Regions from separate parts of the Homo sapiens genome. Here region 2 is linked to region 1. Evidence: read pairs that join two places in POLR2A ChIA-PET (ENCODE). Cell type or tissue: A673. All regions are shown on one strand. Each heading gives the region's core, and the rest is flanking DNA. Links, peaks and the distances in the headings are about the cores only. Region 1 has its middle 770 kb from the start of BCKDHB. Region 2 overlaps LINC02542 (long intergenic non-protein coding RNA 2542).

The links. Peaks named below come from ENCODE experiments on the same cell type or tissue, not always from the same donor. Only the 100,000 strongest peaks of a DNase experiment are listed, where the experiment ranks them.
Region 2: POLR2A ChIA-PET joins it to region 1 with 12 read pairs; 1 of 35 experiments calls an interaction of 5 or more read pairs at or near these places.

The regions. Positions count from the first base shown.
Region 1 is chr6:80,864,512-80,880,541 of GRCh38, reverse strand. No RefSeq gene overlaps it. Among named protein-coding and RNA genes, the nearest start is that of BCKDHB, 770 kb to the right of the region's middle. In A673, for the core only: no CTCF peak of the experiment used is centred there; DNase peaks (open chromatin) are centred at 7,401, 7,771 and 8,121; H3K27ac peaks cover 3,395 bases.
Region 2 is chr6:82,077,496-82,093,525 of GRCh38, reverse strand. All of the region lies in intron 1 of LINC02542 (long intergenic non-protein coding RNA 2542), which reads left to right. The region is part of intron 3 of LOC107986617 (a long non-coding RNA gene); the gene reads right to left. Among named protein-coding and RNA genes, the nearest start is that of LINC02542, 16 kb to the left of the region's middle. In A673, for the core only: a CTCF peak has its summit at 7,635; DNase peaks (open chromatin) are centred at 7,605 and 8,695; H3K27ac peaks cover 2,485 bases.

The DNA of each region.
Region 1 (16,030 bases), core at 5,785-9,784:
CCACAATGAGGTATTATCTCATCCCAGTTCGGATGGCTATAATCCAAAAGACAAAAAATAATAAATGCTGGTGAGGATGGGCAGGAAAGGGAAATCTCAATACACTACTGGTAAGAATGTAAACTAGTACAGCCACTATGCAGAACAGTATGGGGGCTTCTCAAAAAAACTACAAATAGAACTACCACGTGATTCAGCAATCCCATTTTTGGGAACTTATGCAAAGGAAAGGAAATTGTATATCAAATAGAGATCTGCATGCCCATGTTTATTGTAGCACTCTTCTCAGTAGCCAAGATATGGAATCAACCTAGGTGTCCAACGATAGATGACTGGAGAAAAGAAATGTGATATATGTACACAATGGAAAACTACTCAATCATAAAAATGAATGAAATCCTATGATTTGCAGTAATATACTATTTTACCGGAAGTGATTAATAGTATTAGCTTTGAAACCATACAGATTTGGGTTTAAGTTCAGCCACTGCACCTGTATCTGTTATCTTAGGCAAAATAATCAAATCTCTAACACTCTTTATTCTCATCTGTAGGTAAAAAGCCAGACCTGCTTGAATAATTGCTGTGAGGATCAAGTGACATAAGAAATTTAAGTTTGTAGCTTAATGCATAGTACCTAATAACTGCACACTACAGTTGGTTTGCTAATATAAATACCAAATGGCATTAAATGTAGGACAAGAGTTTTAGTAAAGATGGCATGGGGTATGAAAAATTTGGCACTAGCACAGATATTGAAGCATCAGAATGTCTACTTTGGGCAGTCAGAGTTCAGCACTTGGAGCTAGGCAGGGGATGGGGGAAGGAAGACATCAAAGATAAGCTTTGTAAATTTTTAAGCTATGCATTGAATTGGAAAAAGAAGGAGTTCTGTTCATATACGTATGCATTTATAGAGTGCTGGCAGTTCTTCATTGAATCCAATGATATTATTTAGATGAATAGTATTTATAATCTGTCTATATTTATCAGTGACTATGCCATAGCAATTTATGATACCTTGAATTTAGATATTTGATGAAGAGGTAAAAATATGCTGACAATCCCCTTAGGGCTCACTGGCACCTCAGTTATCTCAGTGCTCATTTGAAGATTCTTACTTGAAGATCAGTGTTTTAAAGTCTTAGAGTTTCTTCAAGCACAGCCTTAGCATCTCCTATCCAGAGTCCTTCTTTATGCACACATCTTTTCTGTAAGACAGTTGTCTGGGTAAAGCTTTTCGCATCTTTTCCGTAAGGATAGATTGCATATCTTCATACACATTAAGAGACATGGGTGGATTTAAACTTTTCACCTTTTTTATTTTTTATTTTTTTGAGGGAGGGTCTGACTCCCAGGCTGGAGTGCATTGGCAACAATCATGGCTCACTGTAGGCTCAACCTTCTAAGCTCAGGCAATCCTCCCACCTCAGCCTCCCAAGCAATTGGAAATACAGGCATGTGCCACCATGCCGAGCTAACGTTAAAATAAATAAATAAATGAATAAATAAATAAATAAATACATAAATACATAAAATATTTTTAAAAAAGCTTGTAGAGACAGGGTTTCCCTTCATTACCCAGGCTGGTCTCAGGCTTGTGGCCTCTAGCAATCCTTCTGCTTCAGCCTTCCTAAGTGCTGGAATTACAGGCTTCAGCCACTGTGCTCAGCCCAACATTTCACACTCTTATTCAACTTCTTCTCTCTGTATCCACAAAAATGTGTAATTAAAAAGAACTCATTGGGAGATTGGGAAGATATTGATAATCAAATATAAAATTAGTTAGGAAAAATAAGTTTAGGAGATCTATTGTTCAGCATAGTAATTATAGTTAATAACAATATATTGTGTACTTGAAATTTCCTGAGAGTATATTTTAAATGTTCTCATCACAAAAAAGATATGTGGGGTAATGCTTATGTGCATATTGCATTAGCTTGCCATGTATCACAAATCATGAGCTAACATAAAAATATATGATTTTTTGTCAATTTTTTTAAAAAATCACTAGTTAATTATTTTTAATAAGTGATTAGGCACGGAAAATTCATTTTCAATTCTTATGGAACTGTGGGTAGGTGTATTCATTTCAATAAAGTAGGAAAGGAAGCATGTGAGAGAGGGTAAATTTCTTTTTTGGTCTTCTTATCAGCTGGATCTCTGCCCTCCTCTTAGTCTACTAGGGAACATAATGAATCAGTTTCTGATCACTGGAAAGGCTATCAGGTCAAACTCCCATTCACAATTGCTACAAAGAAAATAAAATATCTAGGAACACAACTTACAAGGGATGTGAAAGACCTCCTCAAGGAGAACTACAAACCACTGCTCAAGGAAATAAGAGAGGACACAAACAAATAGAAAAACTTTCCATGATCATGGATAGAAATAATCAATATCATGAAAATGGCAATACTGCCAAAGGTGATTTATAGATTCTAGCTAGAGGATTGTAAACACACCAATCAGCACTATGTAAAAATGGACCAATCAGCACTCTGTAAAATGGACCAATCAGCAGGACGTGAATGGGGCCAAATAAAAGAATAAAAGCTGGCCACCTGAGCAAGCAGAGGCAACTCTCTCAGGTCCCCTTCCATGCTGTGGAAACTTTTTTCTTTGCTCTTCACAATAAATCTTGCTGCTGCTCACTTTTTGGGACCGCACCACCTTTAAGAGCTGTAACACTCACTGCAAAGGTCTGCGGCTTCACTTCTGAAATCAGCAAGACCACGAACCCACTGGGAGGAACAAACAACTCCAGACGCACCACTCTTAAGAGCTGTAACACTCACTGCGAAGGTCTGCAGCTTCACTCCTGAAGTCAGCGAGACCACGAACCCACCAGAAGGAAGAAACTCCAGACACATCTGAACATCTGAAGGAACAAACTCCGGACACACCATCTTTAAGAACTGTAACATTCACCGCAAGGGTCCGCGACTTCATTCTTGAAGTCAGCGAGACCAAGAACCCACTGGAAGGAATAAATTTCGGACACACTACCATTGACTTTCTTCACAGAACTAGAAAAAAAAAGACTTTAAATTTCATATGGAACCAAAAAGGAACCCATATAGCCAAGACAATCCTAAGCAGAAAGAACAAAGCTCGAGGCATCACACTACCTGACTTCAAACTATACTTCAAGGCTACAGTAACCAAAACAACATAGTACTGGTACCAAAACAGATGTTTGACCAATGGAACAAAACAGAGGCCTCAAAAATAACACCACTCATCTACAACCATCTGATCTTCAATAAACCTCACAAAAACACACAATGGGGAAAGGATTCCCTATTTAATAAATGGTGCTGGGAAAACTGGCTAGCCATATGCAGAAAACTGAAACTGGACCTCTTCCTTACACCTTATACAAAATTTCACTCAAGATGGATTGCAGACTTAAACGTAAGAACTAAAACCATAAAAACTCTAGAAGAAAACCCAGGCAATACCATTCAGAACATAGGCATGGGCAAAGACTTCATGTCTAAAACACCAAAAGCAATTGCAACAGAAGCCAAAATTGACAAATGGGATCTAATTAAACTAAAGAGCTTCTGCACAGCAAAAGAAACTATCATCAGAGTGAACAGGCAACCTACAGAACGGGAGAAAAATTTTGCAGTCTATTCATCTGACAAAGGTCTAATATCCAGAATCTACAAGGAACTTGAACAAATTTACAAGAAAATAACAGCCCCATCAAAAAGTGAGTGAAGGATATGAACAGACATTTCTTAGACATTTATGTGACCAACAAACATGAAAAAAAGCTCGTCATAACTGGTCGTTAGAGAAATGCAAATCAAAACCACAATGAGATACCATCTCACACCAGTTAGGATGGTGATCATTAAAGTCTGGAAACAACAGATGCTGGCAAGGATGTGGAGAAATAGGAAAGCTTTTACATTGTTGGTGGGAGTGTAAATTAGTTCAACCATTGTGGAAGACAGTGTGGCAATTCCTCAAGGATCTAGAAACAGAAATACCATTTGACTCAGCAATCCCTTTACTGGGTATATACCCAAGGGATTATAAATCATGCTACTATAAAGACACATGCACACACATGTTTATTGCAGCACTATACCCTATAGAAAAGACTTGGAATCAACCCAAATGCCCATCAATGTTAGACTGGATAAAGAAAATGTGGCACATATACACCATGAAATACTATGCAGCCATAAAAAAGAATGAGTTCATGTCCTGTGCAGAGACATGGGTGAAGTTGGAAACCATCATTCTCAGCAAAGTAATACAGGAACAGAAAATCAAACACTGCATGTTCTCACTCATAAGTGGGAGTTGAGCAATGAGAACACGTGGACACAGGGAGGAGAACATCACACACCAGGGCCTGTCAGGTAGTGGGGAGCAAGGGGAGGGAGAACATTTGGATAAATACCTAATTCATGTGGTGCTTAAAACCTAGATGATGGATTGATGGATGCAGTAAACCACTATGGCACATGTATACCTATGTAACAAACCTGCATGTTCTGCACATGTATCCCAGAACTTAAAGTATAATAATAAAATAAAACTGAGAAAGCTCCTTACACAGCTCTTTCCTGATGTGATCAGCAGGTAGCAACAATGATAAGAATTCTGAAATCCTTTTGTTAAGTGAACATGATATAAATAAAATCTAAATCAATGAACATTGTTTCAAACACATGGGCATTTTTCAGAATGATTTCACGTGAATACAAAGACTTCAGAAGCTATCATTGAGTTGAGAGAATGAGAAGGTTGCAGATTCTTTTAAAATGGTTCCACAGAGAATCTCAGAAATTAAAATAATCATGCTGTTAACAACAGAATCTGAAATGGATTCTAAAAAGAATGAAGGGTAAGCATAAAAATGCAAAAGAGAGTCTGATAGTTGGTAGCTGTATGTAAAGGAAATATTATCTTCATCTGTCTCTGACATACAGAAAACAAGTGCCAGTTTTAAGGTTATTCTTCAGTTTCTGCCAATATAGATAAGCTTATTGGAGAAGGCAAGAATTAGCAAGTTGCAGGACAGGTAGGAAAGCAGAATAGACCAATTTGTCACTTTCAGGGATGGAGTGAGAGGATGCATGGCAAAGCCCTTTAAGCATGTGTTCATACTATTCTCTTTTTTAAATAACCCATAAATACCAGAATGACATTGCATAGAAATCCTTTAAAAATACTTTATGCATTTTTACAGTATTAGCTCTTTTTATTGACCAGTCTGAACAGTAAAAGTGTGTATATATACACATATATATGAATACATATATGTGTACATACATATAGATGTCTAACAGATATATACCTATATGTTTATAAATGTATATGTATGTATACACACACACACACACAAACATACACATATTTGTACACATATTTATCTTGAGTACCACTATGGTTCAAGTACCATAGACAATATCAGAAAACAGCAAATACACAATCACTGATTATGGAACCAATAGTCTAGTAAAAAACAGGCAATAATGAAATACTACAATTTTATCATTATGCCAACAAGAAAAAATACGAAGATGATTTAATTCTAGTTAATACATTGCCAGGAAACTATCCAGTTCTATTACATAAACATGATGAAAAAATAATATGCATAAATGTATCCAAATTTAATTATTAATGATGATGTTTAATGTATTGATTAATTGCAAGAATAATTCAGATTCTTCACGGCTTCCAATAATAAGTAGAATATTAAGCTGACAAAAACAACAGCATAGACAAGCAAAAATAAGTGTGACTATTAATCAAATCTAGATGGTGGAAGATTCTGCAATCTTATCAAGCATATGAGAAAGAAAAATATCAATATATGTTGACACACAATTTTGAAACTCTTACAAATTAAAAAGAAAAGTGAAAAACTGAGAAAAGTATTTATTAAAATATGATAGAGCAAGTGCTAATGTTTTTAATAGGTGTACAGCTCTGGCAAATAAATAAGAAACCCCCAGTATTTGAGATGTTCCACAAGCACAGGAATGAAAAGATGATTTTTCCTGAAAAGCAAAAAAATAATGAATAGCTATTCAAAAATTGAAACTTACCAGTACTCTAAAGTATGCAATTAAAAATATGAATAAATACATTTTATGTAACAATTATATAACTTTACATGTTAATAATATTTGATAATGTTATGAGAAAAATCTAAATATTAAAGATAGTATAAATTGATTGAATTTATTTGAAAAAAATTGACAGCACATATCCAGAATCTTGAAATGTTTATACATTGTCACTTCTTAGACTCTTTCTTCAACGTACAAACTTTAGCATAATATAAGAAAAAATAAACTTAAAGATATTGTTGCAAAATAATATGGAACATAGAAAAATAAGATTCATTTTCAGTTTAATATAGTGTTCTGTCTGGCTGCCTGAAGCTCTTCAATACTAGAATTTCAACCTTCAAAAAGTTACATGAACTTCCAGAACTAGAGTCATCCTCAAAGTGGAAATTATAATATTATCTAACAGGACAGTTTTAAGTATTGAATAAAATAATGTATGTTATTACTACAGTGCATGGATTGCTTATCCACAGTTGGGTTTAATAAGTTTTTCAACTTTTTTTTATTTTCATTGTTCTGTAAGACCGTTGTCATTTTGAATTTTAAAATTATAGAATTTAGTCCACATTGGATAAGTCACTCACTATATCATTTTGAAGAAGTTCCACAATTTCTTTGTACCCTAATTTTCTCAGTTATATAATAGGTACAACAATATGTCATTGATGGCACAAATTTTAAAAAATTATGTGTATATACAGAGAATTACTATAAAAATAAAAGGCAATATTAATGTTTTCTTTTATCTAGTCAGCAAATATTAATGAAAATTACATTGACTGGAAAAATGTATCTGTATCAATTAATGAATAAGGAAAATAAGAAATGTTAGTTAAACCGGGTTAGTAAATTACATAACAAGTCTAAAAAATAGAGGAATGGACTTTAGGGAATAATATAATATTGGCAGAAGAATGAATTAAATAATTTAATATGTATTTTCCATGTCTGATTCACATGGTTATGTAAGCAATAAACTTATCTCTTCTCTGACTAGGCCAAGAACATGTCAGGTTAAAAATATGGTTCTCCAAAATATTGGGAAAATTAATTTGAAAGACAATTGTGTGAGACAAATTGTAGTGTATATTGAAAAATAAATAAAAGTGTTTTATTTACCCTTTCCTAATCTAATATTAGTGGAGGTTAATGCTTAAAAGCCCAGGTTTACAAAGGAAAGTTACTTAATTATCTAAGACTGTCGATGTGGTTTGAAAGGCTAAGTAAAAGTATAATGGTGGAACCCATAATCAACTCTAAAAGGTAAGCCCCTAGGCCTCTGGAGTCCTCTTTTATCAAGGTCCAGTGACAGAAAAAAACTGCAGTGTACACATCTGCAAAAACACACAGCTAAGAAGTAACAACACCTGGTAAACATTCAGCCCTAGAAACTGAAAGGTGAATTTAGGTGAACCCAGAAAAGTGGATTATTGTTAAGAAGAAATTATTTTTATTTAATAATTATTTTCCTCTTAATTTTGGATGTAGGGAAGAGTTAACATGTAAGAATTTGTGACAGCTACAGAGACAGGAAAGAAGAAAGGAAGGGAAGGAAGGAAGGAAGGAAGGAAGGAAGGAAGGAAGGAAGGAAGGAAACAAGCAGGGCAACATACAGAGACAATTGACTTCTCTTATTCCTATCTCCAGGGGAAAATATTTTTGAAACTGAAAGCTCAGGGAGAATCTTTGTTAAAAATTGTATTTTTCTGAAAATAAAAAGGTGCTAGAGAGCTGCTCCAAGTTTGTGAACAACTGTGTTTATTTCTGATCCCTCAGGCCTGAGATCCTTCTTAGGTCCAAGATGATCAATTCAAGTAATATCTCCCACCCCTCTTTTCTCCCTGAGACTGCGTCTATATACTTCACAGACCACTTCCATACTTTTACAAACACACTTTCTCTGGAAAAATTCCCTGCAAGCAACCCCCAGCAAGAGCTGTGAATTTTCTTCTGGAAGTAACTGGCCCTAATTTAGACATTGGAACCTTGCCTCTGTACTCCAGCCCTCCTGCAGTGCTGGCAGGATTCCATAGCGCAAGAATTGTTGAAGCCAACAGTTCATGGACAGAGAGAGGAGCAAGGTTATTGAGTCCAATATTGTGAAAGGGAAAGGTCAAATCCGGTCAAAAAAAAAATCAAAATGTGAGAATGTAATCTTTGTCTTATGTGGTCTTCTACACTCCCTGCTGTATGGTATCTCAAAGAGACAAATGTTTGTTCATACTCTTTTGAGATTGCTGTCTCAGAAATATACATATTTGAGTTTCAAAGAAAAGTTTAGCTACACATATGTTTAAAATTTAATGTATGAGATACTTCTTTCCTAATGAATATTTTCTTTTGATTATCATCTCACTTAGGAGCACTTGGAATTTTGCTGAAATAAGACTGTAACAAATCCCTTTTTTACTCTACACAATAATGTGACAAATTGGCATATAAGATCTTTCAAAAACTAGTAGGCCATATTTATTTATCATTTAAGTTTTTTATTTCAATCGGTTTTTGGGGAATAGGTGGTGTTTGCTTAAGTTCTTTATTGCTGATTTCTGATATTTTGGTGCACCAGTAACCAGGGCACTGTACACTGTATCCAACGTGTAGTCTTTTATCCCTCCCCACCCCCTACATTTTCCCCTGAGTCCCCAAAGTCCAATGTATCATTCTTATGCATTCACATCCTTATAGCTTAGCTCCCACTTGTAAGAGAGAACATATGATGTTTGGTGTTCCATTCCTGACTTACTTCACTTAGAATAATGGTCTCCAGTTCCATCCAAGTTGCTGTGAATGCTGTTATTTCCTTCCATTTTATGGCTGAGTAGTATTCCATGGTGGGTGGGTGGATGGATAGATGATAGATTGATAGATAGATAGATAGATAGATAGATAGATAGATAGATAGATAGATAGATATAGATAACATTTTCATTACTGATTGATTAATGGGCATTTGGGCTGATTCCATATTTTTACAATTGCAAATTGTGCTGCTATAAACATGGGCGTGCAAGTATCTTTTTTTGTGTAATGACTTCTTTTCCTCTGGGTAGCTATCCAGTAGCAGGATTGCTGGATCAAATGGTAGATCTACTTATAGTTATTTAAGGAATCTCCACACTGTTTTCCATAGTGGTTGTACTACTTTATATTCCCACCAACAGTGTAAGAGTCTTCCCTTTTCACCACATCCACACCAACATCTATTTTTTTTTATTATGGTCATTCTTACAGGAGTAAAGTCGTATCTATTGTGGTTTTGATTTGCATTTCCCTGATCATTAGTGATCTTAGACATTTTTCCATGTGCCTTTTAACCATTTATATATCTTCTTTTGAGAAGTGTCTATTCATGTCCTTAGCCCAATTTTTGATAGGATTGCTTTTTTTTTCTTGGTGATTTGTTTGAGTTCTTTATAGATTCTAGATATTAGTCATTTGTCAGATGTATACATTGCAAAGATTATCTCCCACTCTGTGGGTTGTCTTTTTACTCTGTTGATTGTTTCTTTTGCTGTGCAGAAGCTTTTTAGTTTAATTAAGGCCCATCTATTTATCTTTGTTTTTGTGGCATCTGCTTTGGGTTTTTGGTCATAAAATCTTTGTTTAAGCCATTGTCGAGAAGGGTTTTTCCAATGCTATCATCTAGAATCTTTATGGTTTCAGGTCTTAGATTTAAATCTTTAATACATCTTGAGTTGATTTTTGTATAAGGTCAGAGATGAGGATCCAGTTTCATTCTTCTACATGTGGCTTGCCAATTATCCCAGCACCAATTATTGAATAGGGTGTCCTTTCCCCGTTTTATGCTTTTGTTTGGTTGTCAAAGATCAGTTGGCTTTAAGTATTTGGCTTTATCTCTGGGTTTTATATTCTGTTTCATTGGTCTATATGCCTATTTTTTATACTAGTACCATGCTGTTTTTGGTGATGATAGCCTTATAGTATGAAGTTGGGTAATGTAATGCCTCCATATTTGTTCTTTTTGCTTAGACTTGCTTTGGCTATGGGGGCTCATTTTGGTTCCATATGAATTTTAGGATTGTTTATTCTAGTTATGTGAAGAATGATGGTGGTATTTTGATGGGAATTGCATTGAATTTGTAGACTTCTTAGGCAGTATAGTCATTTTCACAATATTGATTCTACTCATCTATGAGCATGGGAAGAGTTTCCATTTGTTTGTGTTGTGTATGATTTCTTTCAACAGTGTTTTATGGTTTTCCAAGAGGGACATTATATAATGATAAAAGGATATTTTCCAGTGGGGAAACATCACAATTCTAAATATATATGCACCAAACACTGGAGCTCCCAAATGTATAAAACAATTACTAACAGATGTAACAAATTAGATGGCCACACAATAATATTGGGGGACTGTAATACTCCACTGACAACACTAGCCAGGTCATCAAGACAGAAAGTCAACCAAGAAACAATGGACTTAAACTATTCCCTAGAACAAATGGGCTTAACACATATTTACAGAACATTTTACCCAACAACTGCAGAATATACATTCCATTCATCAGCACATGGAACATTCTCCAAGATAGAACATACATTATGCCACAAAACAAATTGCAGTAAATTTAAGAAAATCAAAATTATATCAATTACTCTCTCAGATCACAGTTGATAAAACTAGAAATCAATACCAAAAGGGACACTCAAAACCATGCACATACATGGAAATTAAATAACTTGCTCCTGAATGATCATTGGGTCAACAATAAAATCAAGATGGAAATTTAAAAATTCTACAGCAAAGACAGTACTTGAGAAAGTTCGTACCCTTAAATGCTTACATCAAAAAATCTAAAAAGCATGAATACACAATGTAAGGTCACAGTTCACGGAACTGGAGAAACAAGAACGATCTAAACCCAAACCTGGCAGAAGAAAAGAAATAATGAAGATCAAAGCAGAACTAAATAAAATTGAAACAACAAAAATAAAAATGATAAAAACCTGGTTCTTTGAAAAGTTAAACTTTATAGACCATTAGTGAGATTAACCAAGAAAAGAAGAGAGAACATCCAAATAAGCTCAATTAGAAACGAAATGGGAGATATTACAACTAATACCACAGAAATATAAAAGATTATTCAAGAATAATATGCACACTTTTATGCACATAAACTAGAAAACCTAGAGGAGATGGATTAATTTCTGGAAGTATACAACCCTCCTACATTAAACCAGGAAGAAATAGAAATTTTGAATACACCAATAACAAGCAGCAAGATTGAAATAGTAATAAAAAATTGCCCACAAAAAAAAAAAAAAAAAAGCCCAGGACCAGACAGATTCACAGCTGAATTCTATCAGACATTCAAAGAAGAATTGGTACCAATCCTATTGAGAAAGAAATCCTCCCTAATTCATTCTATGAAGCCAGTATCACCCTAATACCAAAACCAGCAAAGGACATATTGAACAAACAAACAAACAAACAAAAACACTACAGACTGATATCCCTGATGAACACAGATGCAAAAATCCTCAACAAAATACTAGCTAACTGGATCCAACAGCATATCAAAAAGATAATCCACCATGATCAAGTGGGTTTCATACCCAGGATGCAGGGATGGTTTAACATACTTAAGTCAATAAATGTGATACATCATAATTAAAAACAAAATCACATGATCGTCTCAATAGAAGCGGAAAAAGCATTTGACATAATGTAGCATTCCTCTATGATTAAAATCCTCAGCAAAATTGGCATAGAAAGGACATACTTGAAGGTAATAAAAGCCATCTATGACAAACCCACAGCCAACATTGTACTGAACAGAAAAAAGTTGAAAGCATTCCCTCTGAGAACTGGAACAAGACAAGGATACGCATTCACTTTAACCACTTCAATTCTGCATAGAAAGGAAGTGCTTACCAGAGCAATCAGACAAGAGAAAGATAAAAAAGGGCATCCAAATTGCTTGCTAATGATATGATAAATGTATACCTAAAAAACCCTAAAGACTCATCCAAAAGGCTCTTAGAACTGGTAAATGAATTCAACAAAGTTTCAGGATACAAAATTGGTGTACACAAATCAGTAGTTCTGCTATACAGCAGATCAAGCTGGGAAGCAAATCAGGAACTCAACCCCTTTCACAATAGCTGCCCCCCCCCCAAAAAAAATACAAGCATGTGAAAGACCTCTGCAGGGAAAAAATAATATGCCATATTTAAATTTAAGGCTAGGAAAGGCTTTTTCAAACTTGAATAAAAAATCTTAAAAGGAGAAGATGATTGACTATGGTGTATATTATTTTATTTTTATTTGTGTAGTTTTATTTTATTTTTAATTGACACAATAATTGTACATATTTATGAGGTATATTGTGCTGTTTTAATATATGTACATATTGGCTAATAGTTAAATCAGGGTAATTAGCAAATCCATCACCTTAAATATCTATCATTTCTCTGTGGTGAGAACATTCAGAATCCTCTCTTCTAGCTAGTTGAAACTATACATTATGGTTAACTATAGTGACCCTACTGTGTAATAGAACACTAGAACTAATTCCTATCTAACTATAACTGTTTACTCATTGACCAATGTCTCCCCAACTCCCCCTTCTCCCTAGGCATTCCAGGCTTTGGTAACCACAATTCTATCCTCCACTTACATGAGATGAACTTTTTCAGATTCCCCATATAAGTGAGATCATGCCAGATCTGTCTTTCTGTGCCTAGCTTATATCAGTGAATATGATGTCATCCGGCTCCATCCATGTTGCTGCAAATGACATAGTTTTATTTTTTATGGCTAAATATTATTTCATTGTGTATTCATACCATATTTTCTTTATCCATTTTCCATTGATGGACACTTAGATTGATTCCATATCCTGATTATTATGAGTAGTGCTGCAATAAATATGGGGATGGAGATATTTCTTTGACATACTGATTTTCATTTTGATATATATCTAGCAGTGGCATTGCTAGACCATATTATAGTTCTATTTTTAATTTTTAAGGAACCTCCATATTATTTTAATAATGAGTATCTAAATTTACATTTATATCAACAGTGTGTGAGAATTCCATTTTCTCTACATCCTCACCAACACTTGTTATCTTTTGTCTTTTTATAATAGCCATTCTAACTGGAGTGAGGTGATATCTCATTACGGTTTTGATTTGCATGTCTTTGATTGTTAATGATGTTGAGCACTTTAAAAAATATGCCTGTTTGTCATTTCTATGTCTTCTTTTGAGAAATGTCTATTCAGATATTTTGCCCATTTTTAAGTCAGATTATTTGTTTCTTTGCTATTGAGTTTTTATATATTATCGATATTAACCTTGCCAGATGAGTACTTTGCAAATGTTTTCTTTCATTCTGTAGGTTGTCTTTTCACTCTGTCAATTGTTTCCTTCACTGCACAGAAGCTTTTTAATTTTGATATAACCCCATATGTTTTTTTCTTGTGTTGTTTGTGTTTTTGAGAATTAATTCACAAAATGTCTTCCCGGACCAATGTCTTGAAGCATTTCTCCTATGTTTTCTTCTAGTAGTTTCATAGTTCAGGTCTTACAGTTAAGTCTCCAATCCATTTTGATTTTTGTATATGATGAGAGATACGAGTCTAGTTTTATTCTTCTTGCATGTGGATATCCAATCTTCCCAGAACTATTTACTGAAAAGACTATCCTTTCCCCAGTACGTTTCCTTGGCCCCTTTGTCAAAAATTAGTTGACTGTAGATACGTGGATTAATTTCTGGGTTCTCTGTACTGTTCCATTAGTCTATGAGTCTGTATGTCAGTAACATGCTGTTTTGGTAACTCAAATTTTGTAGTATAGTTTAAGTAAGGTAGTGTGATGCGTCCAGCTTTGTTCTTTTTACTCAAGATTGCTTTTGCTATTGATGGTTTTTTGTGGTTCTATATAAATTTTAGAATTGTTTTTCTATTTCTGAGAAGAATGTCACTGGTTATTTTGATAGGGATTACATTGAATCTGTAAGTCAATTTGGGTAGTATGAATATTTTAATGACATTAATTCTTCCAATTTATAGACACAAAAGATATATTTTCATTTATTTGTGTAATCTTCAATTTCTTTCATCAGCATTGCATGGTTTTCATTGTGGAGAAATTTCATCTCCTTGGCTATATTTATTCCTACATGTCTTTTTTGTAACCATTATAAATGGAATTTTTTTCTTGATTTCTTTTTCAGATAGCTCACTATTATTTTAAAGAAATTCTACTAATTCTGTATGTCGATTCTGTACCCTGCAACTTTATGGATTTTTTTTTATTATTTCTAACAATTTCTTGGTTTGAGTCTTCAGGGTTCTCTCTATATAAGATCATGCTGTCTACCAAAAGGAACACTTTGATTTTCTTTTTTCCTATTTAGATGCCTTTTATTTCTTTCTCTTGTCTAATTGCTCTGCCTAGGATTTCCAGTATAATGCTAAATTAGAAGTGGAGAAAATTAGCATCCTTGTCTTAATCTGGATATTAAAAGATAAGCCTTCAACTTTTCCATATTTAGTATAATGTTAGCTATGGGTTTGTTATATATGGCTATTACTGTGTTGAGGAATTTACCTTCTATGCCTAATTTGAAATAATCATATGATTTTTTTCTTCATTCTGTTAAAGTGATTCACTGACTGTTGATCATATTTATGGATTTGAATATATTGAACCAGACGTGCATTTCTGCGATCAATCTCATTTGATTATGGTGAATGATCTTTTTAATATGCTGCTGGATTCTGATTGCTATTATTTTGTTGAGGATTTTTGAAACTATGTTTATCAGGGATATTGGCCTTTAGTTTTCTTTCTCTGTTGTGTCCTTGTCGGTTTTGATATCAGAATAATGCTGGTCTAGTGAATGAGTTTGGAAGTATTTACTTCAATTTTATTTAATAGTTTGAAAAAGGTTGATATTAGTTCTTTAAATGTTTGGTAGAATTCAGCAGTGAAGCCATCTGGTCCTGAGCTTTTCTTTGATGGGAGGCTTTTTATTACTGATTCCATCTCATGACTCCTTATTGCTCTGTTCAGATTTTCTATTTCTTCATGATTCAATCTTAATAGGTTGTGTCTGTCCAGGAATTTATCCATTTCTTCCATGTTTTCCAATTTGTTGGCCTATAATTGCTTATAATAGGCTCCTGTGATCCTTTGTATTTCTGTGGTATCAGGTGCAATATCTTCTGCTTCATCTCTGATTTTATTTGAGTCTTCCCTCTTTTGTTCCTTAGTTTGGCTAAATGTTTGTTGATTTTGTTATCTTTTCAAAGAACAAACTTTTTGTTTCATTGATTCTTTGTATTGTATTTTTAGTCTCAATTTCAATTATTTCTGCTGTGACCTTTATTATTTCCTTACTTCTATTAATTTTGGGTGGAGTTTGTTCTTGTTTTCCTAGTTCCTGGAAGTGCAATGTTATGTTGTTTCTTTAAGGTCTTTCTAATTTTTTGATATAGGCATTTCCTGTAAGTACTGTTTTTGCTCTATCCCATTGGTTTTGGTATATTTTGATATGTTCTATTTTCATCTGTCTATAAATATATTTTACCTTTAAATTTTAATTTCTTCATTGACTTATTGAAGAGCATGTTGTCTAATTTCTGTGTATTTGTATATTTTCTGAATTTCCTCCTGTTATTAATTGGCTATTTCATACCATTGTGTTCAGAAACAATACTTGGCATGATTTCAATTTTTTATAATTTGTTAAGACTGGTTTGTGGCTTACTATATATATCATATATCTATATATCTATATATCTCTCTCTATATATATGATATATATATATATGTTCTATCTTGAATGATGTTCTTTGTGCACTGAAGAAGAATGTGTGTAATCTGCAGCTGTAGGATGGAGTGTTCTACATATATCTGTGCATTTTGTCTAAAGCAGTTCATTC
Region 2 (16,030 bases), core at 6,741-10,740, 1.2 Mb before region 1:
TGCTATTGTGAATAGTGCCACAGTAAACATATGTGTGCATGTATCTTTATAGCACCATGATTTATATTCCTTTGGGTATATACCCAGTAATGGGATGGCTGGGTCAAATGGTATTTCTAGTTCTAGATCCCTGAGGAATCGCCACACTGACTTCCACAATGGTTGAACTAGTTTACAGTCCCACCAACAGTGTAAAAGTGTTCCTATTTCTCCACATCTTCTCCAGCACCTGTTGTTTCCTGACTTTTTAATGATTGCCATTCTAACTGGTGTGAGATGGTATCTCATTGTGGTTTTGATTTGCATTTCTCTGATGGCCAGTGATGGTGAACATTTTTTCATGTGTTTTTTGGCTGCATAAATGTCTTCTTTTGAGAAGTGTCTATTCATATCCTTCACCCACTTTTTGATGGGCTTGTTTGTTTTTTTCTTGTAAATTTGTTTGGGTTCATTGTAGAGTTTGGATATTAGCCCTTTGTCAGATGAGTAGGTTGTGAAAATTTTCTCCCATTTTGTGGGTTGCCTGTTCACTCTGATGGTAGTTTCTTTTGCTGTGCAGAAGCTCTTTAGTTTAATGAGATCCCATTTGTCAATTTTGTCTTTTGTTGCCATTGCTTTTGGTGTTTTAGACATGAAGTCCTTGCCCATGCCTATGTCCTGAATGGTAATGCCTAGGTTTTCTTCTAGGGCTTTTATGGTTTTAGGTCTAACATTTAAGTCTTTACTTCATCTTGAACTGATTTTTGTATAAGGTGTAAGGAAGGGATCCAGTTTCAGCTTTCTACCTATGGCTAGCCAGTTTTCCCAGCACCATTTATTAAATAGGGAATCCTTTCCCCATTGCTTGTTTTTCTCAGGTTTGTCAAAGATCAGATAGTTGTAGATATGCGGCGTTATTTCTGAGGGCTCTGTTCTGTTCCATTGATCTATATCTCTGTTTTGGTACCAGTACCATGCTGTTTTGGTTACTGTAGCCTTGTAGTATAGTTTGAAGTCAGGTAGTGTGATGCCTCCAGCTTTGTTCTTTTGGCTTAGGATTGACTTGGTGATGCAGGCTCTTTTTTGGTTCCATATGAACTTTAAAGTAGTTTTTTCCAATTCTGTGAAGAAAGTCATTGGTAGCTTGATGGGGATGGCAATGAATCTATAAATTACCATTTGCAGATGACATGATTGTATATCTAGAAAACCCCATTGTCTCAGCCCAAAATCTCCTTAAGCTGATAAGCAACTTCAGCAAAGTCTCAGGATACAAAATCAGTGTACAAAAATCACAAGCATTCTTATACACCAGTAACAGACAAACAGAGAGTCAAATCATGAGTGAACTCCCATTCACAATTGCTTCAAAGAGAATAAAATACCTAGGAATCCACCTTACAAGGGACGTGAAGGACCTCTTCAAGGAGAACTACAAACCACTGCTCAATGAAATAAAAGAGGATACAAACAAATGGAAGAACATTCCATGCTCATGGGTAGGAAGAATCAATATCGTGAAAATGGCCATACTGCCTAAGTGGTCTTTATATGTGGTGTGCCTGGAAGGAGGCATGATTTTGGGATGAGGTCCTCTTCAGCTGAGGCAATTCCCAAGGAGGACTGACACTCTACAACCTTCTCTTGAGCTGGGGAGATACATGTTTCAATCTTGCAGGGAGAATCTGACTGTAGCACTGCATTCATGTTGGCCCATTCCTTATACTGCTTGGTTGTACTTCAAATGAATTCTGGGGCCAGTTCCTATAGGATTCTGGTGGGCCTGTTTTCCTGAGGCAGGCTTAAAGAGACTGGTTAGTGAGAGAAACTATTGCCCCACCACTGCAGTTAGCTTCAAGGCCACAAATGATACTCATTACCTCCCTCCTCTGCTAACCATTCAAAATTCCCTTCACCTTTGGCTGATCTATGGGAATTACTTGGTGAGAGGTCCAGACTCTCAACCCTAAGGAGTTCAATCTCCCTTTTCAGGAGTTCTTGCTGCATCATCATCAGCATCATAATTAGGCAAGGGAACATTAAGACAAGCTCAAGAGGATCATCTGGGTGCCAACCTTACTCCTTTCTGCTCTCTTTGTGTAACAGCAATTTTGCATCCTTCCTGATTGATGATCAGGGTCCATTACCCCTGCCAAGATGATTTCTTTTTTTACCTGCTAGTCCTTTGGCATGTGTTGCCTGTAGTGCTTGGACAGCAGGTATAGCTTAGTATTCAGTAGGATTCTTGCTAGGTTTCTTCGTTGATGTGTTTTCTCTTGAGGACTAAAACCTCTAAACTAAAAGAAGTCGAACTAGTAGGGATCAGAAAAAAAGTTCACTAAGGGAATGTTAGGAAGTGTTTCATAGCCTTAAATTAACAAATTAAACCTGTTTCAAACATCCTCTTTTGTGTTTTACTGTGCCAGAAATTGGAAAAGATCAAACTTTTACTCATGTGAGATGATAAGTAAAATATAAGAATGATGGAACTGGGCTGGGTGCAGTGGCTCACGCCTGTAATTCCAGCACTTTGGGAGGCCGAGGCAGGTGGATCACTTGAAGTCAGGGGTTCCAGACCAGCCTGGCCAACATAGCAAAACCCTGTCTCTACTAGAAATACAAAAAAGTATCTAGGTGTGGTGACTTGCACCTGTAATCCCAGCTACTCAGGAGGCTGAGGCACAAGAATCGCTTGAACCCAAGAGGCAGAGGTGTCAGTGAGCTGAGATCATGCCATTGCACTCCAGCCTGGGTGACAGAATGAGACTGTCTCAAAAAAAAAAAAAAAAAAGGATGAAACTGAATCCTAAACCATTTATAGATTGTGAAGTAGTAAAATATGAATCCTAAACCATTTATAGATTGTGAGCAGTAAAATATAAAATAAACCAATTGATGTGAAATTTTTCATGAATAAATTTTAGAGGTAATAAATTGGCAACATTTGGATCCTAGTACACTGAGACATAGGTCTTCCATTGGATTCCTTTCTGTATGACTAATAAATTCGTCCTATATGGGATAAGTGGAGCCCCAGAAAGAATCAGGAGAATATAGCCTAGATAATAAAACACATTCAGTGTGCTTCTTTATACATATGTTTTATTTTACATATATATTTGAAACAGGGTCTCTTTACCCAGGCTGGAGTTCAGTGGTGTGATCATGGCTCACGGCAACCTCTGCCTCCCGGGCTCAAGTAGCTGGAACTATAGGCATGTCCCACCATGCATGGCTAATTTTTTTGTATTTTTTGTGGAGACAGGGTTTTGCCAAGTCACCTAGGCTGGTCTCGAACTCCTGGGCCAAGGCAATCCATTTGCCTCCGCCTCCCAAAGTACTGGGATTATAGGCGTGAGCCACTGTGTCTGGCTTGCTTCTTTGTATATTTATAGCACAATGCAGGTTTTAATTATCATTAAGTCCACAATTTGTAATTTTCTTTGACCCACCTCAGTATACTGCTCTGCTTTTTCTTACTTTTAGTCTTGCTAAAAGTAAGAACATTCAACAAATTTTTTCCATGCCCAAATCGCTACTAACAGTGGTATTAAAACTAATTGTGTATTAATAATGGTAAGTTTTATTGAGTGCTGTGCTAAACAATCTATATATATTATCTGCTTTAATCCCCAAAATAATATTAAGAGGAAAACTTTATTATTTTTATTTTACAAATAGGACATGGGGGCTTAGAAAAGCTAAGAGGAATAGTTAGTGTAGAAAGAAGAGAGAAAAGAGAAGTAAAATTTCTTTGAATCCTCTGCTTTTCATTAGCTTCATTGTTTAAGTTCTTGTGTTTTAGTGATTACAATTGCCAATTCAAAAATCAGGACACAAGGCTTAACAAATGCTTCTTGTGCCTCTTAAGGCCATACAAAGCAGTCTGTGCTGTGAGTATGAGGAAATGTAGAGACTAGTAGTGCAGACACAGAGGCAGGCTGATTGAGTCACACTAGGCTCTGTTTCTGTGTACCACTTATGAGACTCTGGGCCAGGTACCCATTTTAAGCTCTGGCTTCCCACATGCAAAATGAAGTTAATGAAGGGTGGTGTCTTATTCCATTCAGTGTTGCTATGACAGAATACCCGAGACTGGGTAATTTATTAAGAAAAGTTTATTTGGCTCAAGATTCTGGAGAGGCTGGGAAATCCAAGATTGGGCAGCACATCTGTTGAGGGCCTCAGCTGTTTCTACTCATGGCAGAAAGCAGAAGGTGGAGCAGGGTGAGCGCAAAGGGACCAAACACAGGGAGGAGCAACTTGCTGTCTTGGTAATTAATTCAGTCCCACAAGAGGAAGAACTCATTCTCAAAAGATCATTAATCTATCCATGAAGGATCCACCGCTGGGAGCCAAACACCTCCTAGCTAGGCCCCACCTCCCATCACTACCACACTGGGAATAAAATTTCAACATGAGTTCTGATGTAGGCAAACCGCACCCAAACCTCAGCAGGTGGTCTTGACAATTAGGCATGATATCCAACTTAAAACACTTAAACTAATATCTCAGTTCTGTAGTTTCAGTGTCAAGAGTTCTGGGTTATTTTTGAGCTTTATAATCCATTGAGGATGACATGTGAACTATTTCTAAAAATGCAAGACCCATGATTGTTCTTTTTAAGCTTATCTGAATTTTTGTCCCATTCCTAGCTCAGAATTCAAGGCTGTTATGGTGCTTGCATTTTTCTTTCTTATTCTTAACATTTTATTTTCCAGGCATCCAGAGCTGCTTCTCTGACCCTCTGGTTTCTTGGCCCAGCTGATAAGATAACCCCTATTTGTCTGTTTGAATTTCCATTATTTCGTAGCTTCTGTACTGTTTATCTCATTAGTTTTCTTTCATTAACTACTTTGACTTTAGCTTCTCAACTAAGAAACTCGGAGTTTTTCTACTTAAAAGTTCATCCTAATGATCATTACAAATTCCGGCACCCAAGGTTAAGATTTTAGATCCCTGAACTCATTTTATTTACTGGTAAATTCAAAATTAGGAGAGCTACCTTTGTAGCTCTGGGGCACATTGGCTGGCATTTTTGCTTTAGGAGTTTTTTTGGACAGTGTCCCTTTGCTCCTTTTAGTTAGACTAACATCAGTGACCAATTAATTTCTAAACAGAATAGCTAATCTTCAGCAAGTAAGTGCTCTGAGAAACCTTCAGGGTTTAGCCAGATATTCTGTCTTCTTGGGCATGGCCTGTGTGGTTGTACTGGGCTATGTGCTCGTTCTACACTTGGGTTTTATGAAATGCAGTCACCATCTTGATTTTCTTAATTTTATCTTTAAATTTGTGTTTTATAAGTGATGTCTGATGGGACCATAGAGGGTGTAGAAGGTCTTGGAGCCTGCTTCACACAAGGTCCTGCTTCTTGTCATGAGGCTTCTCCCAGGGACAGGTTCTCAGCTGCTCATTCCCCTGCCTCTGCCTGGAGATCACTGTCCCCATATGTCCCCACCACGGTGGGCTGGGTACAGATTTGAGGAGAGTCAGAGGCAGGTGTGCAAACCCCATGTGCTGAGTTGGAGAGGTTGGAGAGAGTTGGGGACTTCACGCCTATGAAGATCTGTACTTGCCTAGTGAGTGTCTCTGTGCTCAAAGAAGCAGGACATTAAATGGCAAAAAAAAAAAAAACAAAAAAAAACCCACCATGACAGGTTGAGAAAAAGACTTCAGAAAAAAAGAAAAAATGGCTTTTTTTTTTCTTTTTGAATAAGAATCCCCACATTTTCATTTTTCACTGTGCCCTGCAAGTTAGGTAGCCAATCCTGCGGGAGTTGTACTCTAAGGAGGTGCAGGTGGTTTTAATTTATTTTTTAGCATCTTACAGGGTCTGTGATGACACTGCAGGTATACCTTTCCTAATAAGCAAGACTTGAGCACTAGTCAGGGGTTCCATGGCCTCCGGAGGCTGTGGCAGGGCCAGATCTCCCACAGCTCTGTGAAGTGGCAGGTCATCCATTGTTAGGCTCTTCAAGGCCTGTGACCCAGCCTCGTCTTCCCTGTAGCACACTTATTACGGAATTACATTATGTGGTATACACATCATGTCTATTACTGCTTCTCATTATAAAGGCAGGGATGATGCAAACATGTCTTTGCGGAATTTACCCAGTAAAGTTGAGTTCCTAGATAATTCCCAGTACTATAATAAAGGACTGAAAAGTTTAGTGAAATTCTTGCTGGCTTGTTTCTACATATATTTTTTTTCCTATTTTCTATTATTTAGTTACATAATATTTATATAAACTATAACTTAGTGCCACATCAGAACATTGAATTGCCATTTCAGTGACTAGTCTTCAGCCTGGTCATTATGGCTGCATTGTGAGTGCCCAGCTCTTTTATGTAGGTTGGTAATCCACACCCGGAAGGAGTCTTGGGTTCCTTTTCAAGTCCATCTAGGTAAATATTTGTGTTCAATATGACGCAGGTTCTCCCTAGGGAAGTTAAGCTGGGTGGTTCAGTTTAGTTCTGTTTAGGAGGGAGTTATCATTAACTTTGGCTTGTTTCTCCTTCTAAAGAAAATAGTCACTGTGGACAGCCCCTATTGAGGTTGTGTATACTCACTGCCAAAGTGAAAAGTCTCATTGTGTTCAATGCAGGAACTTTTAATTCCACACAATGTCTCTGAAAGAAATTAAAAGCAAACTGTTCTGGTTCTCGGTTTTAGCAAATTGGTTCAAAACATATTGCATAATGCCTACCAAACAGCCCTGAGAAAGATTTCCAATTAAGGTCACAAAGCCAGTGTGGCACTTTGGTATCCCATGTTTGGTTCAAAAACTTGGGTTCTAACCCTTACCCTGTTGTCGATGAGTTGTAGAAAGAAAGAGATGACATATGAGAAAGGGACTGGCGGAGTCTGGGACAGAGTAGGCATTTAATAAAATTTGTTAAAGGGTCTTAAAATAACTTCAAAATTTTTATTTTGTAATTGACAAATAAAAATTATGTGTATTTATGGTTAACAGTATCATGGTTTGAAATATGTATGCATTGTAGAATGACTAAAACTCATTAACATATGCATTACTGCACACACTTTTTCGTGTAGTAAGAACACTTAAAATCTACTCTCGGCAATTTTAAAGTCTACTACACATTGTCATTGACTATGTGTAGTACCATATAAATTTCTTGAACTTATTCCTCCTTAACTAATTTAAATTTTTTATCCCTTGACCCTTTGACCAACATATTCCCAATCCTGCTCCTCCCTTCCCCCAGCCCCTAGAAATCACCGTTCTACTCTCTGCTTCTATAAGTTCAACTTTTTTAGATTCCACATAAAACTGAGATAATATGGTATTTACCTTTCTGTGCTTGGTTAAAATAACTTTTGTTTTGTGTGCTTTAAAAACCTCACTTAAATTCTTATTATCTACCAGAATGGAAGAAGCATATATGTTATTTAATAATACGATTGATGCTATATTTAAAGTATAATTTGTTTAAGTGAATCTGCATGCATAACGGAGGGGTACTACACTCCCATTTTGCCATTTAGTGTACAATTTCCACAGGCAGCAACAATGGAGATTGGTATTTCCCACCAGTGAGCTCCAGTCTGCCAAGTGTGTCACAGAGCCTAGCTCTTCAGAGGCCACATGGCTGTGGAGTCTCAGTGGCTCCTAGTGGTGCTCAGCAAGAAAGCTCACACGGTGCCTCCTCATCATTCATCTCCTATCACTCAGCAGCAAGCAGAAGCTGCAAACGTAGAGAGCAAGCTGCCACCGATCACCAGGGAAATCACAAAAGTAACTTGGAAAGCAAACGTGGCTTCTTCTAGGTAAGATATTAGGAGTTCCAGGTCTTAAGGCTCTAACTTCAAAGTATCAAGATAAAGAAAGCTTCCCATAGCAAATTAATTTTAAGAAAAACACAACAACCATTCCATACGTGACGTTAGAAATCTGTTAATTTATAGTAGGTTGGAAAGTATGAAATTGCCAAGATTCGATTGTTTCTGATCTAAAACATAGCAGGTTAATATGATTCTATTAAGTAATAGTCACATACATTTACCATATAACAATTTGTTTTGCTAATCTTGCTGATCAGCTGAATCCTAAAGCATATCTTGTTTTAGTATAATTTTAGTATTAATTATATCTTTAGACAGAAAGTGTCATTGAGTTTTGTACTGTACTATGGCACCTTGTGCTTTGTTTTTGTCCTAAACATTCAAGTCATACTAGTTTTTATTTTTATTAACTTTTTTTTTCTTGGTAGAGACGGGATTTTGCCATGTTGCCCAGTCTGGTCTTGAATTCCTGGGCTCAAGTGATCCACTCGCCTCCAAGTCATACTAGTTATTAATGAACTGGAATGTTTTATAGTTTGAAATCCTCATAGAGAAACTCACTATCATACCCAGAATACTGTCCATAATTTGACCAGGACCCTTATTATCTGGACTTGCCAAATAAGGATGTTCCTAATACTGGAAAGTTCAAATCTGTAATGTTTTGAAATGTTCCCAGAGTGATGATTACCTAGCGAAGGGCTGTCTGATTTGAAGCTACACATAATAAAGCTATTTCCTCTTGATTTTGCTCCTGATTAAAGAGCCAGAGAAAATGACACCCATCTGAGAATCATTGTGCCATTAGCCAGAAAAAGCATGTACCATTTTCAGAATGTTGGCCAGTAAGAGCCTTTCATTGATGCCAGAAGCTTGGGACCCAAAGCCATCTTTGTGTTTTTTGTCTTTGACGTTTCCTTTTAGAGACAGTAAGCTTAATCTTCTCTTCTATGCATAAGTGCATGTCATCAGTTATTACAAATATTGGGCTGATGTTATCAGCAAGGTCTAAAGACAAACTGACAGATAATTTAGCTTCAATTGCTAACCCACACTAATCATCCATCCGGTTACATAAAGATGAATGACTGCAGTGTGCCATCTGGGAATATGAATGTTGTATTGTTATTTGCATTGGGAGGCTCTTCACAAAAGCTTTATTATTTTACAGAGGAAATGCCAGCTCTAAAGAGAATAGGGTCCTCTTTACTCTTTTCCTTCTGCCTGATTGTCACCAAATGTCTGACCTTGGCTCTTTGTACCTTAGCTGATAAAATGAAGAAGTTAAAGGAGGCTTATGAAAGGTTGGTAAGGGCATAAAGAAAAGGCTAGATTTCTTTCCCATACCTTTATGTACTGTAGCCCCCAGCATGATTCCAAGAGGCCTAGCATTTTGAGGTCAGAAAGAGAGATTATCTAACAAGAGGAACATTCCAATCAATGTGTCTTTTACTGTGGACAAAAAAAGTATTATATATGGGCTTTCAAAAGAAGGAAATGCACGTAGAGAAAACAATTTCCCGTATACTAGACTCTACTATTTATACTAATAGGATACAGTTGTCTGATATCAGGAATTAACCAAATTTCTCTTTGTTTCAATTTCCTTATTCCTAAAATAGGGATTCAATAGTACCTACTTCATAGGTGGATGAAAAGATTAAATGAGTTAATATATGTAAAGTTCTGAGAACAGAAACTATGGCCCATGAGCCAAATCAATCCAGCAGCCTGTTTTGTTTTTTTTTTTTTTTTTTTTTTTTAGTGATCCATGAACTAAGAATTAAAATAAAATGTTTTAAATGATTGCATTTGAAGTGGTTGTATAAGTACTTACATAATATCGTCAATTTTGCCTTTTGGTCCATAAAGCCTAAAATGTTTATTATCTTAAAGAAAAAGTTTGCTGATCCTGGCATAGGACAGTGCTGACACATGGTGAATACTTTTAAAGTATGTACTAGCTATTATTAATAGTATTCCTTACTATACTACATTATACCATATAAAATTATACTCTCATGCTCTCTAAATGAATTGCTAAAGTCAAGAAGAAGGGCCCAAGTATCAAGTAACACTTCATGCAGGCTTTTCTGTAGGCTCAGGACCACCTCAGTTCTCAATCCTTCAAAAGGTACTATGGTTCAGTGAGAGTTCACTCAAGACTAGTGCCCAGATTCCAGAGGCAGGATTGCTATCCTTATAGATTGCTTATTTATTAAACGTTTGCTTAGTGGTCTCCATGTCTTTTGTTTCTGATGGGTTCATCAGGAAACAAGAGTTCACAGCTTGACAGAAGAGTATTTGGGTTTCTTCCCTAAGGATAAAAGGTGCAGGGTGCAGGCCTCCTTGGGTTCTTTTTTTATAAATTAAAATAAATTACAATAGAGACGGGGTCTTGCTATGTTGACCAGGCTGGTCTTGAACTGCTGGCCTCAAGTGATCCTCCCATCTTGGCCTTCCAAAATGCTGGGATTATAGACATAAGCCACCATGCTCGGCCAACACTTGGGTTCTTTATTTGGTTAATTTAAAGGTAGAGAATGTCTCTAAAATAATTTTAGTCAATTTACATTTTAAAAGTTCCATCAAGAGAGTCAAAGTCTTACTTCATGTTAATAATAAACTTATTAATAGACCACTTATTAGTTAACAGACCCCTTAGAGACATCTATTTCTGATATTGCATATTCAAATTAGCAAAGCATTGGTTACTGATCAAGAAAAAAGGAACAGCTCTCTTAGCACAAACTTTGGAGTATGGGCTTCCTGAATAGAACACCAGTATGTCATTTAATCTGGATAACACTCAGGTTACAGTTTAGCTTAAGTAATCCACTTTAGGTCACATTGCATATGCTGAGTGGTTTAAATTATAGACATTGAAAATTACGTATTTAGAAAATATTTGTTTTATGACATTTGTGTATAAACTTGACAGCAACTAGATTTCTGCTGATTTCTGTGTATAGTTCCTATATTAATTCAAAATGGCATGTTTTATCTTTTAAAAGCAGAAAATTAAGTAGTCTTTTGAAAGATTGACCAATAATTCTGCATTTAACAATCAATAGCTTTTAAAGTGCACCGCACTAAACCTGGGACACAGAGTAAATTTTAAAGAACACATTGCACTCTCTTCTGAAGAGAATCTGTTATTATTTCAAAGTACATTTGATATTCAGATGTGTGTATGTGTGTATGTGCATTGGAGAGGTGAAGTGGAGAGTGGATTGAAGGAAGAAAGACAACAGGGAATGATATGTTGGAATGTTTTTGACAAGATGTATGCATGCCTCAGAGCTGAAGACACAAGATACTGAAGATAGCATAGTGTGTAGACTGTTAAGTTGTAGCCAGGTTTTCATATGTATTTTCATTATGCTTTATCTAGGTTATAAGTTCCTGGCATCAAGAACCTTGCCTTATGCTCCTTTTACCTGCATAGTCTTGAACAGTGCCTGGGTATTCAAAACTGGGCTCAATAATACAAATATCCATTAACAGCACAATGGACAAATTAATAAATTATACAGCAATCAAAAAGAATAAACTACTGCTATAAACAACAGGAAGAAACTGCACAGACATATTAATGAATAAAATGTATCCAAATTCCATTTTTATGAAGTTCAAGAGTAGGAAAGATTATTCTATGGTAATAGAAGTCAGAAGAAGTGGTTAACTCTGGGGAAGTATTGACTCAGAAGGGATAAGAAACATCTTTCTGGGGTGTTAGAAATATTTTTATCTTGATCTGCCTGGTGATTACATTAGCGTGTGTATATGTGTGTGTATGTGTGTATACATGATATAAATATGTATGCTTAAGATTTGTGCACTTTATACCTTTTATATTTCAATTAAAAACCAAAGAAAATGAAAAATTAAAACACCATCTTTGTTGATCTAGGGTTGTGGTGGAAAAATTGCTGAGAATAATACATATAGAGAAATGATATATTTTTACTGAATCAGAGGGTGAGTTGAATAAATGTGATATTTCAAATAAAAGGAAACATTGGGAATGGATTCATTCATTTAAAAAAAATTTTAACTTTTACTTTAGATACAGGGGGTATATGGGCAGGTTTATTACCTGGGTACATTGTGTGATGCTGAGGTTTAGAATACCAATCCCATCACCCTGGTGGTGAGCATAGTACCCCATAGGTAGTTTCTTAACCCACTCTCCCCACTCTACCCTTTAGTAGGGTCTAGTAGTTTGGTGTCTATTTTTCCCATATTTATGTCTATGTGTGCTCATTGCTTAGCTCCCACTTATAAATGAGAACATGCAGTATTTGGTTTTCTGTTTTTGCATTAATTTGCTTAGGATTTTGGCCTTCTGCTCCATCCATGTTTCTGCAAAGGACATAATTTCATTCTTTTTAACAGCTGCTTAATATTCCATAGTGTATAGTATTCCATGGCATATAAGAAAATATACATTTTCTTTAGCCCATCTACCATTGATGGACACCTGGGTGAGTCCATGTCTTTGCTATTGTGAATAGTGCAGTGATGGACATACAAGTGTGTGTATATTTTTGTAGAACAATTTGTTTCTTTTGGATATATACCCAGTAATGGGATTGCAGGGTAGCTCTGTTTAAGTTCTTTGAAAAGTCTCCAGGTGTTTTTCACACAGGCTGGACTAATTTACATTTCAAGGTATAAGTGTATACATTACAAGGTATAAGCGTTCTCTTATCTCAGCAGCCTGGCCAGCATCTGTTGTTTTTTAATTTTTTAATAGTAGCCATTCTGACTAGTGTGAGATGGTATCTCACTGTGGTTTTGATTTGCATTTCTCTGATTAGTGATGCTGAGCATTTTTTCATGTTTGTTGGCCACTGGTATGTATGTCTTCTTTTGAGAAGTGTCTGTTGTCCTTTGCCCATTTTTAAAATGGGGTTATTTGTTGTTTGTTTGTTGAATTGTTTAAGTTCCCTGTAGATTCTGGATATTAGGCTTTTGTCAGATGCAGAGTTTATGAACATCTTCTTCCATTCTGTAGATTGTCTGTTTACTCTGTTGATAGTTTCTTTTGCTGTGCAGAACCTCTTTAGTTTAACTAGGCTGCAGTTGTCTATTTTTTGTTTTTGTTGCAATTGCTTTTGGGAACTTAGCCAAAAATTCTTTGCCAAGGCTATGTCAACTAGACTATTTCTAGGTTGTCTTCCAGAATTTTATTTTATTTTGAGGTAGAATTTCACTCTTGTCACCCAGGCTGGAGTGCAGTGGCGTGTGATCTTGGCTCACTGCAACCTCCACCTCCCGGGTTCAAGCGATTCTCCTGCCTCAGCCTTCCGAGTAGCCAGGATTAGGTAGCCTGCTACCACATCTGGCTAATTTTTTGTATTTTTAGTAGAGATGGGGTTGTGCCCTGTTGGGCAGGCTGGTCTTGAACTCCTGACCTCAGGTAATCCACCAACCTCAGCCTCCCAAAGTGCTGGGATTACGGGCATGAGCCACTGTGCCCAGCTGTCTTCCAGAATTTTTATAGTTTGAGGTCTTACATTTAAATCTTCAATCCATTTTGAATTAATTTTTGTACGTGGTGGAAGGTAGGAGTCCAATTTCATTTTCTGCATATGACTAGTCAGTTATTTTAGCACCATTTACTGAATAGGGAGTCCTTTCCCCATTGCTTGTTTTTGTCTGCCTTATCAAAGATCAGATGGTTTTAGGTGTGCAGCTTTATTTCTGAGTTTTCTATTCAGTTCCATTGGTTTCTGTGTCTGTTTTTGTACCAGTACCATGCTGGTTTGGTTGCTGTGGCTTTATAGTATAGTTTGAAGTTGAGTAGTGTGATGCCTCTGGCTTTGTTTTTTTTTTTGTTTTGTTTAGGATTGCTTTCGTTATTTAGGCTCTTTTTTGGTTCCATATGAATTTTAGAATAGATTTTTCTAATTCTGTGAAGAATGACGTTGGTAGTTTGATAGGAATAGCACTGAATCTGTAAGTTGCTTTGGGTAGTAGGGCCATTTTTATGGTATTGATTCTTCCAACCCATGAACATGGAATGTTTTTCCATTTGTGTCACCTCTGATTTCTTTCAGCAGTGTTTTGTAGTCATTTTAAAATGACATCTGGGGTGAATTAAGCATTGTTTCTTGGACTGAGGACTTTCATTGTTAAAATAGGAGAAGGTAAATGAATTTTGAATAGTTTCAGCAAGTTCACAACTTGTTGTTCCATAGATAAACAATAATGTAAACCATTGTACAACATTGTAAACAAAAGTTCATCTATAACTTTATGTGTTGTTGCTTAAGATTCTAAGTGGAAAGTGGAAAGTGGGTTGAGTTAGGAGGCTGAGAACAAAATGTATGTTTTATTCTCAAATGGAATGCTGAATGATTTTATGTGTGCTCTTTAACAGATGTGTTTTTATAAAGATAATCCCAGAAAATATTTAGAAGTTTGTAGAGTACTGAACTGGAGGATATTTTCAAACCTGAGTGTGAGCAAGAATCAGCATGAAGGCCAAGAAACACACTCAACTAGCTGGTTTCCTCAATTAGTTTGGTCAGGAGCAGTCTTTTAGAAATTTATCTTCCTTCTTTAGAGAATCATTGGCATTCATCTGTAGTGATTGACACTGGTTAAAGTCAAACAGTCACAAATAGTCTAAGGAGGATTAGGTTTTGTTGTTCATTTTTTTTTCCGGAAATACTTACTATTTAAAATCTTTGGCTGGGCATGGTGGCTCATGCCTGTAATCCCAGCACTTTGGGAGGCCAAGGCAAGTGGATCACTTGAGGTCAGGAGTTCAAGACCAGCCTGAATAACACAGCAAAACCCCATCTCTACTAAAAATACAAAAATTATCCAGGTATGCTGGCACACACCTGTAGTCCCAGCTACTTGGGAGGGTGAGGCATAGGAATCGCTTGAACCTGGGAGGTGGAGGTTGCAGCGATCTCCACCAGAGATCGCACCACTGCACTTCAGCCTGGGTGACAGAGTAAGACTCTGTCTCAAAAAAAAATTAAAATAAAATAAAATAAAATAAAATAAATAAAATAAAATAAAATAAAATAAAATAAAATAAAATAAAAATCTTTAACATGAGGAGGGCCATAGATTGTGGGACCCAGTACAAAATAAAAGTGCAGGGCCTCTTGTTCAAAAAGTAAAACCTTCAAGATAGTAATAGCAGAGCAGTAAACTAAGTATAGAGTGCTTCTAAATGTGGGGCCCTGTGCAGTTGCATAAGTCCCATGCCCATGGAGCTGGCTGTTTCCTAACAGTGCATTTGAACTGTTTGTGACCATGGCCCTGGCATGCTCTGCAACCTCATCATCTACCTCCTTCCCACATGCTCCAACTATTTCACATGGCTTGCAGTTCTTAGGATACTTCATGTTAGCTCATGTGTCCATGGCTTTATGCATATGGTTCATTTCCTTCCCAGAATTTTCTTCACTACCAAGGCTGACTGATACGTTCTATTCATTTTTGTCCATTAACTCCCCTGAGAGTTATCCTATCCTTTGTTGAGCCATCTCTGATCTTGTGAAGTCTTTATTATTATGCTTTACATATTTTATTATATTTTTGTTTACTTGTTTCTCTTCTAAAATATGAGCTCATTGCGGTGAGAAATTGTTTTATTTACTTCATTGCCTAGTCCAGAGTGGATATTTAATAAATGTTTATTTGTAAATGAACAAAGGGGTAAAATTCTAAACATACAATATAAAGGTAAGCTATATTTAAAATAAGTACAATTTTTTAATTGAAATAGTGTGACATACTTAAAATTAAAAAAAAGGAGTGACTCGACTTAGTCTTTTCAATTTTTCCCATTTCTTATTCAATTAATCTTTAACATATATATATATATATATATATTTAAAAATTATTTATTTTTGAGACAGAGTCTTATTCTGTCGCCAAGGCTGGAGTGCAGTGGTGCAATCTCTGCTCACTGCAACACCCACCTCCTGGGTTCCAGTGATTCTCATGCCTCAGCGTCCCATAGCTGGGACTACAGGCACGTGCCACCACGCCCGGATAATTTTTGTATTTTTAGTGGAGATGGGGTTTGCCATGTTGCTCAGGCTGGTCTCGAACTCCCATCCTAGGAACTGCAAACGATCCACCCACCTCAGCCTCCCAAAGTGCTGGGATTACAGGCATGAGCCACAGCCCCTGACCAATCTTGAATAATTTTTATATTCAAATTGGTAAAATAATTTGACCTCGTTCTTACACTCTGGTTTACTCTATTTT